2 separate regions of the Homo sapiens genome follow, and region 1 is linked to region 2. A link is a contact called in ENCODE Hi-C or POLR2A ChIA-PET data. All regions are on one chromosome and are shown on one strand. Each heading gives the region's core, a stretch centred on a gene start or an enhancer-like site at or near the end of the contact. The rest is flanking DNA. Distances are from core to core; before and after follow the strand shown.

Region 1 (5,661 bases), core at 2,218-4,717, 37 kb after region 2:
AGTGGTAATAAATAAGATACTTCCATAAAATTAGGAAACCATGTTTAAAATTTACAATGCAAGAATGTGAACTGATGGAAACTCCTTGAAGTAGATATATTAAAGATAACTCTCAAATATAAGTGAGTACTTATTTTCACATTTTAAAGACCCAAAGCCTAGTTTTATTCCCATGAAATAAAAATGTCTATAAACACTGCCAAAAGCCATCTGGGGAGTCCAGAACCTCTCCTGCTCTTCAGAGACTGAACCTATGACTCATCATGAATCCTTGGGAAATGACAACAACAAAATCTTTTTTTTAAAAAAAATATTTTAGGTTCAGGGGTTCATATATAGGATTGTTACATAGGTAAATGTGTGTTGTAAGGCATAGGATTGTTACACAGGTAAATGTGTGTTGTAAGGTATAGGATTGTTACACAGGTAAATGTGTGTTGTAAGGTATAGGATTGTTACATAGGTAAATGTGTGTTGTAAGGTATAGGATTGTTACATAGGTAAATGTGTGTTGTAAGGCATAGGATTGTTACATAGGTAAATGTGTGTTGTAATGTATAGGATTGTTACATAGGTAAATGTGTGTTGTAAGGGTTTGTTGAACAGATTATTTCATCACCCAGGTGTAAGCCTAGTACCCAATATTTTTCCTGATCCTCTTCTTCCTTCCATCCTCCACCCTCTGATATGCCCCAGTGTGTGTTGTTGCCCTCTATGAGTCCATGTGTTCTTATCATTTAGCTTGCACTTATAAATGAGAACATGTGGTATTTGGTTTTCTGTTCCTGTGTTAATTTGCTAAGGATAATTGCCTCCAGTTCCATCCACGTCCCATCCATGAATGAGGACATGATCTCATTATTTTTTATGGCTCCGTAGTAGTTCTATGGTGTATATGTACCACGTTTTCTTTATCCAGCCTACCACTGATGGGCATTTAGGTGGATTCCATGTCTTTGCTATTGTGAATAGTTCTGCAAAGAACACACACGTGCATGTATCTTTATAATAGAACAATTTATATTCCTTTGGCTCTATACTCAGTAATGGGATTGCTGAGTTGAATGGTATTTCTGTCTTTAGGTCTTTGAGGAATCGCCATACTGTCTTCTACGATGGTTGAAGTAATTTACACTCCCATCAAAGGTGTATAAGCGTTCTTTTTTCTCCACAACCTAGCCAGCATCTGTTATTTTTTGACTTTTTAATAATAGCCATTCTGACTGGTGTGAGATGATATCTTACTGTGGTTTTGGACAATGACAAAATCTAAGCAAAAACAGCAGGAGCTGAATCTGGCTTATATTTTCTGAAATAAAATTCTATTTTACAATTACAATCTCAGTGTTTCCCTAAATTAGCATATATTGGTTGGCATGAATATCCTCATTTCTATCTAGAAGGAGGATTTTGTTTTAAACTGTGTAGTTACTTATTAAGTTAGAAGCATGGTTTTGCCTTAATCAGAACAGGTTTTTGTAAAATTGCAAGCCTTGTGGAAAACATATTGGCAACTTGAGGCATGCAAAATAATATGGTGGAATGCAAAATAATTGGGAAGAAAATGCATCTGAAAACTAAAGGTGCTTGATGAGAATTTCAAGGCATTGACAAGAGAAATGCTGAAGACAGGACACACCAAATCAAGAGGGATTAGTGCTGGAGAGAGTGCAAAGTGGAAGTTTTCATGAAAAAAGAAAGTTGGAACCAAACATTAAAGGAAGTGCCAGACCTGATCTGGCAGAGGGGAAAGTGAAGGAGAAGCAGCAAAAGCACAGCTGTAAAAGGCAGAAATGGAAAGGCCTTATACTTTGTGTAGGGATATGTCTAGAAAAATATTTATTGAAGTGTTAATAGTGGTTTTCTTTAGATAGTAAGATTTTTACCTTTTCTACATTTTCTTATATTTTCGGAACAATTTATCATCACATGCATCTCATTTTTACAAGAGGAGAAAATCATGGAGCTATTTACATTTGGGGGAAAAGGTTTATTGTGGATATTTCATTTGGTGGATAAATGGAGGTATAAACACATGGGTTAAGAATATAGAAAATGGAGTTCCATATTTCCCAGCTCTACTTGCCCAGTCTATGTGACATTTAAACTTTCCCTTCCACGCTTTTTAAAAAAATTTTAAGCATTTGCAAAAGTTGAAATTAAAGTTGGAAGTTAACACCAACGTACTGCCACCTACATTCTCTAATGGTTAGCATTTTGCATCCTTGCTTTATCACATCTCTCCATTTATCCATTCACCTGTTTTTTTTTTTTTGGATGAGTTTCAAAGTTGCAGACTTCAGTACCTTTTTTTATACCAAATTTTAACCACCCCTAAATTCCTTCCACACACGCACACTCAAGACTTGTCCATAACCTCCAAGCAGGATGTTATTCATTTAAATATGACCCCATTTTCCACACCTAGATACTGCTTCCAGTCCAAACATGTCCAAAATCAGCTGCCTACGCAGAGGACAAACTTTACCAAACCTTATCCTGACTCTTTCTACATACCCAGAACTGTATACTTTAAAGCCAAAGGGAAACTATCTGAACTGCATCACCAACTCCAATGTTTTCAGGAACAAAGTAGGTAACATAAAAAGCAGGCTTGTGGAAGATAAATCCAGTGGGTCTATTAATGAAGACCAATCCAGTCTCAGTGTGGAGGATGCAACAAGAAGAAAAGAGCTACTCAGAGAACTTGAGAAAACAGAATTTACTGTCAAGGTAAGGCTTCCACACTCAACCAGCTAGCTTCAAGGAGCCTTGAATTTTAATCAGTATCTCTCCTTTGTTTCCACTGATGATCTAGGTCACTTAAAGGTCCAAATGTATTAGAACAGTTAACATAGTAAGTGCTCCGTTAAATAGAATCTTTCTTTAATTACAAGTATTTATGGGGGCAGTATTTATAGCCATTCAGTTAAATACAGATCTTAGCAATGGAAAGGTAACACAGATATTACAAATGCAAAAATATGGTGTGTTTCTAGTTTGTGCAAATTACCTGCCCAAGAAGGCATTTTTTCCTCACCTATAGATTGACTACCTGTCTGCAATGAACCCAAAGGAGAAACCAGTATTCACAGTGATCAAAAGGGAGACCTAGCATCATTTCCCAGGAATGTGTTTGCAGCCCTCCCCACCTTTTTTTGGTGTATGTGGCTTACAAATTAAAAAGAAGGACTTACCGTGTGGAAGGGTAGAATAGTGAGAAAAATGAGAATATTGAAGAGTCAAGGAGTCTAGAATATTACGTACGGGTTTTCATGCCGAATTAGCCATCAAGACATGGTTATCCTGGCTGTTTTATGGGAATGCCCTACCTCTCTCCTTGCCCTGCTTATCAAATTAGCTCAGGGTGGCTAGGTTTTACAACCATCTGCAGTAGGCATGGTTGGTAGCTACAGGTGGACTTTGCTTAGAAATCGGAAGCTACGACGATTTCACCCTCACAGTCTTTTTTGTTGGTTTGCTTGATGATTAAGACATAGTTTGGAAATTCCCTGTCTTCCCCTTCTCTGCCTCCTAGATGACTAATTTGAGCAGTGTTTATTGCAGCTGTATTGTGTTGGGTGGCTATGTTCTGCTATTGAAAAAAGTCCACCCAGCCTGAAATGCTGTCTCATGTAGTTGTGGGTACATGTGATAAAATTAATTTCTCTCGGATGAATGTCCTCTTGTGATAAAGTGAATGTAACTACTTTTATTTCAAAGTTGCAATGAGTAAAAGTGATGGTAGTTCTTTTGGACTATGTCCATACCTTGAAAAGTCAAACATTTTCATGTAAGTTCAGCCTCCCAAACATCTGTGAAAGTGTTTTCACTGTTTTCACTAGATTTCACAGAAATAATTTCATCTAAATATCTGTTATAGATCAGATTCAGCAGATGTTAATTTCATCTCCATGTCTTTTCACTTCTGCCAGAACTTGCATAAGGGCTGAATTTATTGTTGGCTTATCAGTTTCTGTAGCTCAAATCTGAGTATAGAATATTCTGAACTCTGGTTTAAAATTCCATTAGCTAGTTTTAAAAGGCATATAGTAAAACTCTAAAATTTTTTATGAGAAAAGTTAATTTTTACCAATGTTTTTAAACAGCATATAACAGTTTTTGGGAAAAAGTAGGACTTATAAAGCAAAGGTCCTAATATGAAAAAAAGAGAAATACCCTTTAAATACTTTTTAAAAAGTCTCTCTTCCCAAGATACTTATTTTGACTTAGGTTCGTCTTGCAGAATTTTTTTTTTTTTTTGCATGTAGAACTTACAAAATCTTTTAGAAATATTTTGTGTAGATTTTGCTGTGTGACAGGCATTATGCTGAAGATATTCACACATAAACCCATGCAACTCTTAAAATAAACTTAACAAGTAGGTATAGTGACTTATCGCTTTTTACATATGGAGAAATTGAGGCACAGAGAAGGTAAATTGTAATGAGAAGAACTGAAATAGAAATCAAGGGAGTCAAGCTCCAGAAGAGATCACTTTAAACTTTGTTCACTAGAAGTTTACCAATTTTCGCTTAGAATTCCAAAACACCAGCATAAGTGATGATCAGAATGGGCTAAACAGTAAATGAATAACTAAAGCAGACTTTGACTGGATGTTTCAATCATTTGGAGACTAAAAAAAAAAAAAAGTACCTGAGCCACCAGGCCAGCCAAATCAAAATCTCTGGGCTTGGCACTCAAACAGCTGCATACTTTAAAATTCAACAGGCAGTTAAAATGGGCAGCCAGGTTGAGGACCACTGATCCAAAGCGTCTTTAGCTGTGTCTGGGTTTGGGAGATCTCAAACTTGAGCGTGCATCAGAATCACTGGGAAGGCTTTGTTAATACACAGGTGGCTGGGCCCCACCTCCTTTCTTATTTAGCAGGTATTGGGTGCGGCCCAAGAAGTTCTATTAAGTTCCCAGGTGATATTGATGTGCTGGTTTGGGAGCACACTTTGAGAACCACCGTCTTAATAGGTTGGAGTAGGGGTGAAGTGTGGTAATGGAGACCTGGAAGTAACTTGATTAATTCTCCTAGTGTCTCATCTACCCTGATGCTGAAACATTTCCTCTCCTTTGTTGATTTACTCAATACCATTAATCAGGGATGAAGGGGGAAAAGAGAAACGAAAGATATGAAGCTAGCCGGGCGTGGTGGCTCACACCTGTAATCTCAGCACTTTGGAAGGCTGAGGTAGGCAGATCACCTGAGGTCAGGAGTTTGAGACCAGCCTGGCCAACATGGTGAAACCCCATCTCTAATAAAAATACAAAAATTATGTGGGTGTGGTGGTGCATGTCTGTGATTCCAGCTACCTGGGAGGCTGAGGCAGGAGAATCACTTGAACCCAGGAGGCAGAGGTTGCAGTGAGCTGAGATCGTGCCACTGCATTCCAGCCTGGGTGACAGAGCAAGACCCTGTGTCAAAAACAAAACAAAACAACAATAAGAACAACAACAACAAAAACCCAGAAGATATGGAGCTAAAGGGAAATGCAGGAAAAGAGATGGAGGAGAGCAATCAACTTCTGGTTAGTAAATGAAAGCTTTTGGCTCTCTCACTGACTTAGCACATGTCAGTGATAGATTAAATATAAAATGAAAAAAAATGTAAAGATAGCAACACTTAAAAAGAAGATAAATCTTTCTGTTTTG
Region 2 (5,432 bases), core at 295-2,794:
CACCAGAAATCAGCTGCTGCGAGCTTCCAAGCCTCTGGACTCCAGCAGAAGCTGGGGGGAATTTGAAGCCCAATGGTAGTAAACAAATAATGGACATGACAGTCAGGCAGTGTGGATTTCAACCTTTACAATAATTTCTCAAGGGAAATGGAAACCTTTTTAGCCTTTCCTTTTTGAAACGGATGGTCAACTTTTCCACGGGGTGCCTTAAGTGCACCATAACGCCTTTGATATTCAGGATCGCCTTTAATGGTACATCATAAAACATGTGGTTTTATTGGAAAGAGCACCCTTATCCTCCTCCCCCTCACCTATCACTTATGATTAATTTCTTAAGGTATCGGACTATTTGAAGTGTGTGTATCTCACATTGCATGGGGACGTTTTACTCTACCTAAAACCTCCGGTGGCATTCCCATAGCATGGGCAGAAAATCACAGCCACAACTTCACCCTTCCGGTGATAAGCCCATCTGTTTCCCACGCAGAATTATTTGTATTTAATGAAAAAATATTTAAAATGGTGAATATTAATTATTATTTTACATTAGTACTCAAAAAGTGTATATAGTTTTATCCCCTCAACAACTCCATGAGATGAGTTCTATTATTATCCCCATGTTTAGATGAGAAAACTGAGACACAGAGAGGTTAAGTGGCTCTCCCAAAGTCACACAGCTAATAGAAGGCAGAGTCAGAGGCCCATTTCTATTAATTACTTCCCTGCAAATCAAGTTAAATGGGGGGAAAAGACCTTGTGAATTTTTCAGAAGAATCAGCAATGTATACAAGACAGCCAAAGGCTCCGAGGAAAATTTGGAGTTGCTGGTTGCTTTGAAAGGCCTCCTTGGCTGATCTGCAGCTGTTTGTCATCATTTATCCAGTTTGCCAGGATTCCTTCTGAGAAGGCATAATTCATGGCAGTATAGTCCCTTTCTTTAGTCTATGTAGAAATCTCATGTGAATCCTCACCTCCTGCCAGGTTTGGAGGAAATTGAAAGTTACTCTTTCTCATCAAAAGGATGGACACATATTTGTTAGGAACCAGGATGAAATAAACCATCTGTGCCCAGCTCTGTTGGCAATAAAACCTTGTTTCTGGTTTCACTGCAAGACGTTATTTAACGCTAGTGGCACCAGAGGTTCCAACAAGAACACATGAGAGGCCTTATCCAGTTACGAAAGAGCAAGTGACAGACACGTTCCCGGCCACATTTTTATCTGCTTATCATCCTTTTGGCTACCATGAGGCTGAGTTTTAGTGTCTCCTGTTCATCTCTTTTGCTATTTTCCAACAGAACATGCGTTTCCTTCAGTTATTCAGCTAGCACAGTCTGTGCTGCCAGAATTTGGAAGTGGTGCTTTTTTCCTGCTATAAAAAATTACACATTTATTTGAAAGAAGAAACCTAGGCATAGCTGTTACCTGACTCCTGCAGAAGAAGGCGGAAGGATGGCCTCCTTTAGTGGATCTTCCTGGGCCAGGGTCTGGGCCCTACTCACTTCTAGCTGTCGCATCTGCTCTGCATGTGGAACTCAAGAACTGCGGAGCTTTCTGATGCCTGGCAGGGTTTTGTCCCGGTCAGTGGTTGAGTGAGCCACACCTCCCTCCCCTGACCAGGCAAACTTAGACAAGAAAAGTTCTATTATGCCCTCAGGATATTGAGTAATAAGGAGGAGAAAGGGGAACTTAAAAGTGTCTGTTCAGCCTGGATACTTCTGCTAACATTCCCACCAAGCATGTGATATTTAAAAGGGTAAAACCAAAACAAGATTCTCCTGCCTGCCACCATGTTTATTCAAGAGGAAGAAGCTGTAAGTTCTTTGGACCCATAATCTTTCCACACACCCAGGAGTGTCACCTGCAATGGGGGCCAAAGGGGGATGCTTACAATTAGAAAGGTCCACTGGAGCATGTGGAATATTTGGAAGCTAATTGCACCTGAGGTCAGGAGGTAAAGTGGTGTGCTTGACCATATCAACTGAAGAGTGGTCACTCATGTGTGGAAAGCCCACTAGACTCACTCTGTCGGCTCTCTGTTAGACTATTCTTGAGGCTGGAAGAAATGGAGTATTTAGATGATAATCCATGTGAAAAGACCACCAGTGGGGCTGAGTGTAGTGGGTCATGCCTGTAATCCCGGTACTTTGGAAGGCTGAGGCAGGAGGATTGCTTGAGACCAGGAGTTCAAGACCAGTCTTGACAACATGGTGAGACCCTGTCTCTACAAAAATAAAAAAAAAATTAGCCAAGTGTGATGGTGCATGCCTGTAGCCCCAGACATTTGGGAAGCTGAGGTGGGAGGATTTCTTGAGCACAGGAGTTCAAGGCTTCAGTGAGCTATGATTGCACCACCATTGCACTCCAGCCTGGGTAACAGAGCAAGATCCTGTCTGAAGGAAAAAAAAAAAAGAAGAAAGAAAGAAAGAAAAATAAAGAGAAGGAAAGAAAGAAAGAAACTCAAAAAAGAAAAGAGAAAAAAAGAAAAGAAAAGACAAGAAAAGAAAAGAAACCCCCCAAAACAGAGGCTACCATTGGGACTAAATGAGATTTTAACAAATTGTGATTGTGAAATTAACCTCCCCCACCTTCCTTCTACTCATTCATTCATAAACATCAAACACTTACTGTGTGGGTCAAGCACTGGCCAAGACTAGAAAGATGGAGAAGACAAGGATTTTCCACTCAGTGGCTTATAATCTTACAGACGTTATGCCAGAGATGGTCACTTTCCTCCCCGTATGATTTTCCCTTCTTATAGAGTAGTAGGGTCAGCAAACTATGGCCCGCATGCCAAATCTGGCCTGTGGAATGTTTTGTACAGACCTCAGGCTAAGAATTTACATTTTTTAAGAATTGTAAGAAAAGGGAGAAGAAGCAAAAGAAGACAATGATGGTAACAATGATGATGACAACAATGATGATGACATGGCTGAGACCGTATATGGCCTGAAATATTTACTATCTAGTCCTCTGCAGAAAAAGTTTGCCAAAAGTTTAGGATGCTTATTCTATCCTAAGAGATCTCTGGCTTTTTACCTGGCCCACAGCTACACAGGATAAGGCATTTTCTAGTCCCTCTTGACATTAGATTTGGCCATGTGGTTAAGTTTTAGTCAATGGGATCTATGCAGAAGGGATCTATGTAGCTTCTTGGTGTGTCCTAAAAGAGGGCCCCATCATGCTTTCCCCTCCCAGCTGGCTGGGATGCTGTGGGGGCCTGAGCTCTTCTGATCCAGTGATGACTAAGGTAATACTCTAGGCATGACAGAGCCAGGAGATAGAAGGACCTGGCCCCCAACACAGGAGACAACCCCATCTTCACTGGATTTTGCTAGATGGTTATAAAGAAGGGAACAGGAGGACAGACATTTAACTTTTAAAAATCAGTGTTATGTTGTGTCTCTTTTGCTGCAACCAAACATGTATTATAACCACTATAGAGATAGACACTGTATAACTAACCATGACACACTGTGATGAGTATTAAGCTCAAAGTATGAATAAAGGCATCTGGAAATACCCAGGAATATGTAATTCCTTCTGCATGGGGGCAGAAGAGTTGAGGAAGACTTTACCTAACATGGGACAGTTGATCTTGGGCCATGAAGGAAGCCTAACTGGAATTTGGGATTACTTGTTTTTCTTCTCCTCTCTGCCAACCTCTCTCAGATGGCCAAAACAAAATAAAATAATCCACTGGGTGAGGTGGCTCACGCCTATAATCCCAGCACTTTGGGAGGCCTAGGAGGGTAGGTCACCTGAGGTCAGGAGTTCGAGACTAGCTTGGCCAGCATGGTGAAACCCTGTTTCTACTAAAAAATCCAAAAATTAGCTGGGCGTGGTGGTGGTGCATACCTGTAATTCCAGCTACTCAGGAGGCTGAGGCAGGAGAATTGCTGGAACAAAGGAGGCGGAGGTTGCAGTGAGCTGAGATTGCACCATTGCACTCCAGCCCGGGCCAACAAGAGCAAGACTCTGTCTCAAAAATAAAATAAAATAAAATAAAGTAAAATAAAATAAAATAAAATAAAATGAAATAATCCTCCAAAAGCAAGCAACACGCCCTGTCTTCATGGAATGTACTGCCCCCTCTCCTTTTTCACCTGGCTAACTCCTGCTTATGCTCCAAAACCCAGTGTAGATATGATCTCCTTTTGAACTTTGTCCCACAAGACTGGGTAAGGCCTTCTGAGCTCTGGCGTCTTGTACTCTCTCTTAGTTGTTGGAGATATGTCTGTGTTTCTCACTAGATCATGAGTTCCTTAAGGGTTGGCGGTAACTGTGGCTTATTTGTCCTGGATTTCCAGCTTGTAGTACATTGCCAGGCATACAGAAGGCACTTTATAAACATTAATTAATGTATTAGAGGCCAAGGGCAGCTTCCTGGTTTGTGGGACTCTTGCTCTTTTTTAATGCATTTGTCCCACTAAAGGGAAGGTGAGCCCAGCAATTTATATCTCTCAGCCTCTGTGTCCTAAAAGTATATACATTTTTAAAAGTTTGCTTTCCAAAAAGGCAGAAAAGAAATGTACACATTTAGAAAGTTTTAGTTTAAAAAACTGAAAGTTTCATTTGTTATGAATGGTCTCTATGCTTAGTAGTGTCTGAAAGGTTTGAAGATTTAATAAAAACAACTAAAATGCTATGAGGTGAGTTTAGTAACATGATGGTATGTTTCCGAAATAAGCGGAAGTATAGATACTTGCTCAAATTTATCTTATTTTGAGCTTTTCTTATTATTACATAATAATAAACACCCATTTTTCTATTTTTATAAAATCTTTGCTCACAAAGGAAAATTTGTGCAGTAATATTATTTGATTACAACAAGATGATGATGCTGATAATTACATTTGATTCTCCCCTTGTCACTCTGTGTTATGTGTCTTATAATCAATAAAAGAGGGAGAGGAACAACAAACACTGAGGCCTGTTGGGGGAGGGCAATGGAGGGGAGAGCATCAGGAAAAATAGCTAATGCATGCCAGGCTTAATACCCAGGTGATGGGTTGATAAGTACAGCAAACCACCATGGCACACGTTAACCTATGTAACACACCTGCACATCCTGCACATGTACCCTGGAACTTAAAATAAAATAAAATAAAATTTAAAAATAAAAAATAAAAAAATAAAAGCAAAAGCATTGCTTTTCATGCAAACCTATTTTACTACATGCTTTGGCTACAGGCAACCAATTTTCTGAACTGGAGAATTAATGTAAGACTTTTAAGACACCGTATAGTAGTAGTATTTTCCCCTATCATTTAGAGGAAAATATAAAAATATGAGGAGCATATTTTCCTTTATGTATAGTCCTCCTTGAGATGGTGTTGACAGAAGGTGAAGTTGAAAAGAATTACTTGCATTATGTTTCTAAAGGAAACCAGTAATGTAATATTAAGTTATTATTTGAATATGAAGTTTTCA

The links. A loop is a pair of places that touch in the nucleus more often than their neighbours do. ChIA-PET counts read pairs that join two places held with the same protein, here RNA polymerase II (POLR2A). Pooled maps may share reads with other maps.
Region 1: a loop to region 2 is called in a map of mammary epithelial cell, with 5 times the contacts of the local background. The contact joins the enhancer-like site here to the promoter of FYB1 in region 2. A Hi-C loop is called at or near these places in 8 of 168 maps with a recorded cell type or tissue (CD14-positive monocyte, CD4-positive, alpha-beta T cell, Calu3 and 4 more), 1 of 37 single-sample maps with no recorded cell type and 15 of 50 pooled maps. POLR2A ChIA-PET finds 5 or more read pairs at or near these places in 8 of 52 experiments (CD8-positive, alpha-beta T cell, GM12878, K562 and 4 more).

The regions. Positions count from the first base shown.
Region 1 is chr5:39,253,169-39,258,829 of GRCh38, forward strand. It overlaps a transcript of FYB1 not described here. Among named protein-coding and RNA genes, the nearest start is that of FYB1, 36 kb to the left of the region's middle. RefSeq lists an enhancer at 3,382-3,591. Within about 2 kb of position 3,468, at least 5 of the 41 ENCODE cell types and tissues checked have a DNase peak (open chromatin) inside an H3K27ac peak, as active enhancers do; they include CD14-positive monocyte, PC-9 and mammary epithelial cell, where a contact is called at or near this core.
Region 2 is chr5:39,218,019-39,223,450 of GRCh38, forward strand. It overlaps FYB1 (FYN binding protein 1), which reads right to left and starts at 1,545. Exons shown (of 19, transcript NM_001465.6): 1 at 1,425-1,545. RefSeq lists an enhancer at 2,621-3,122.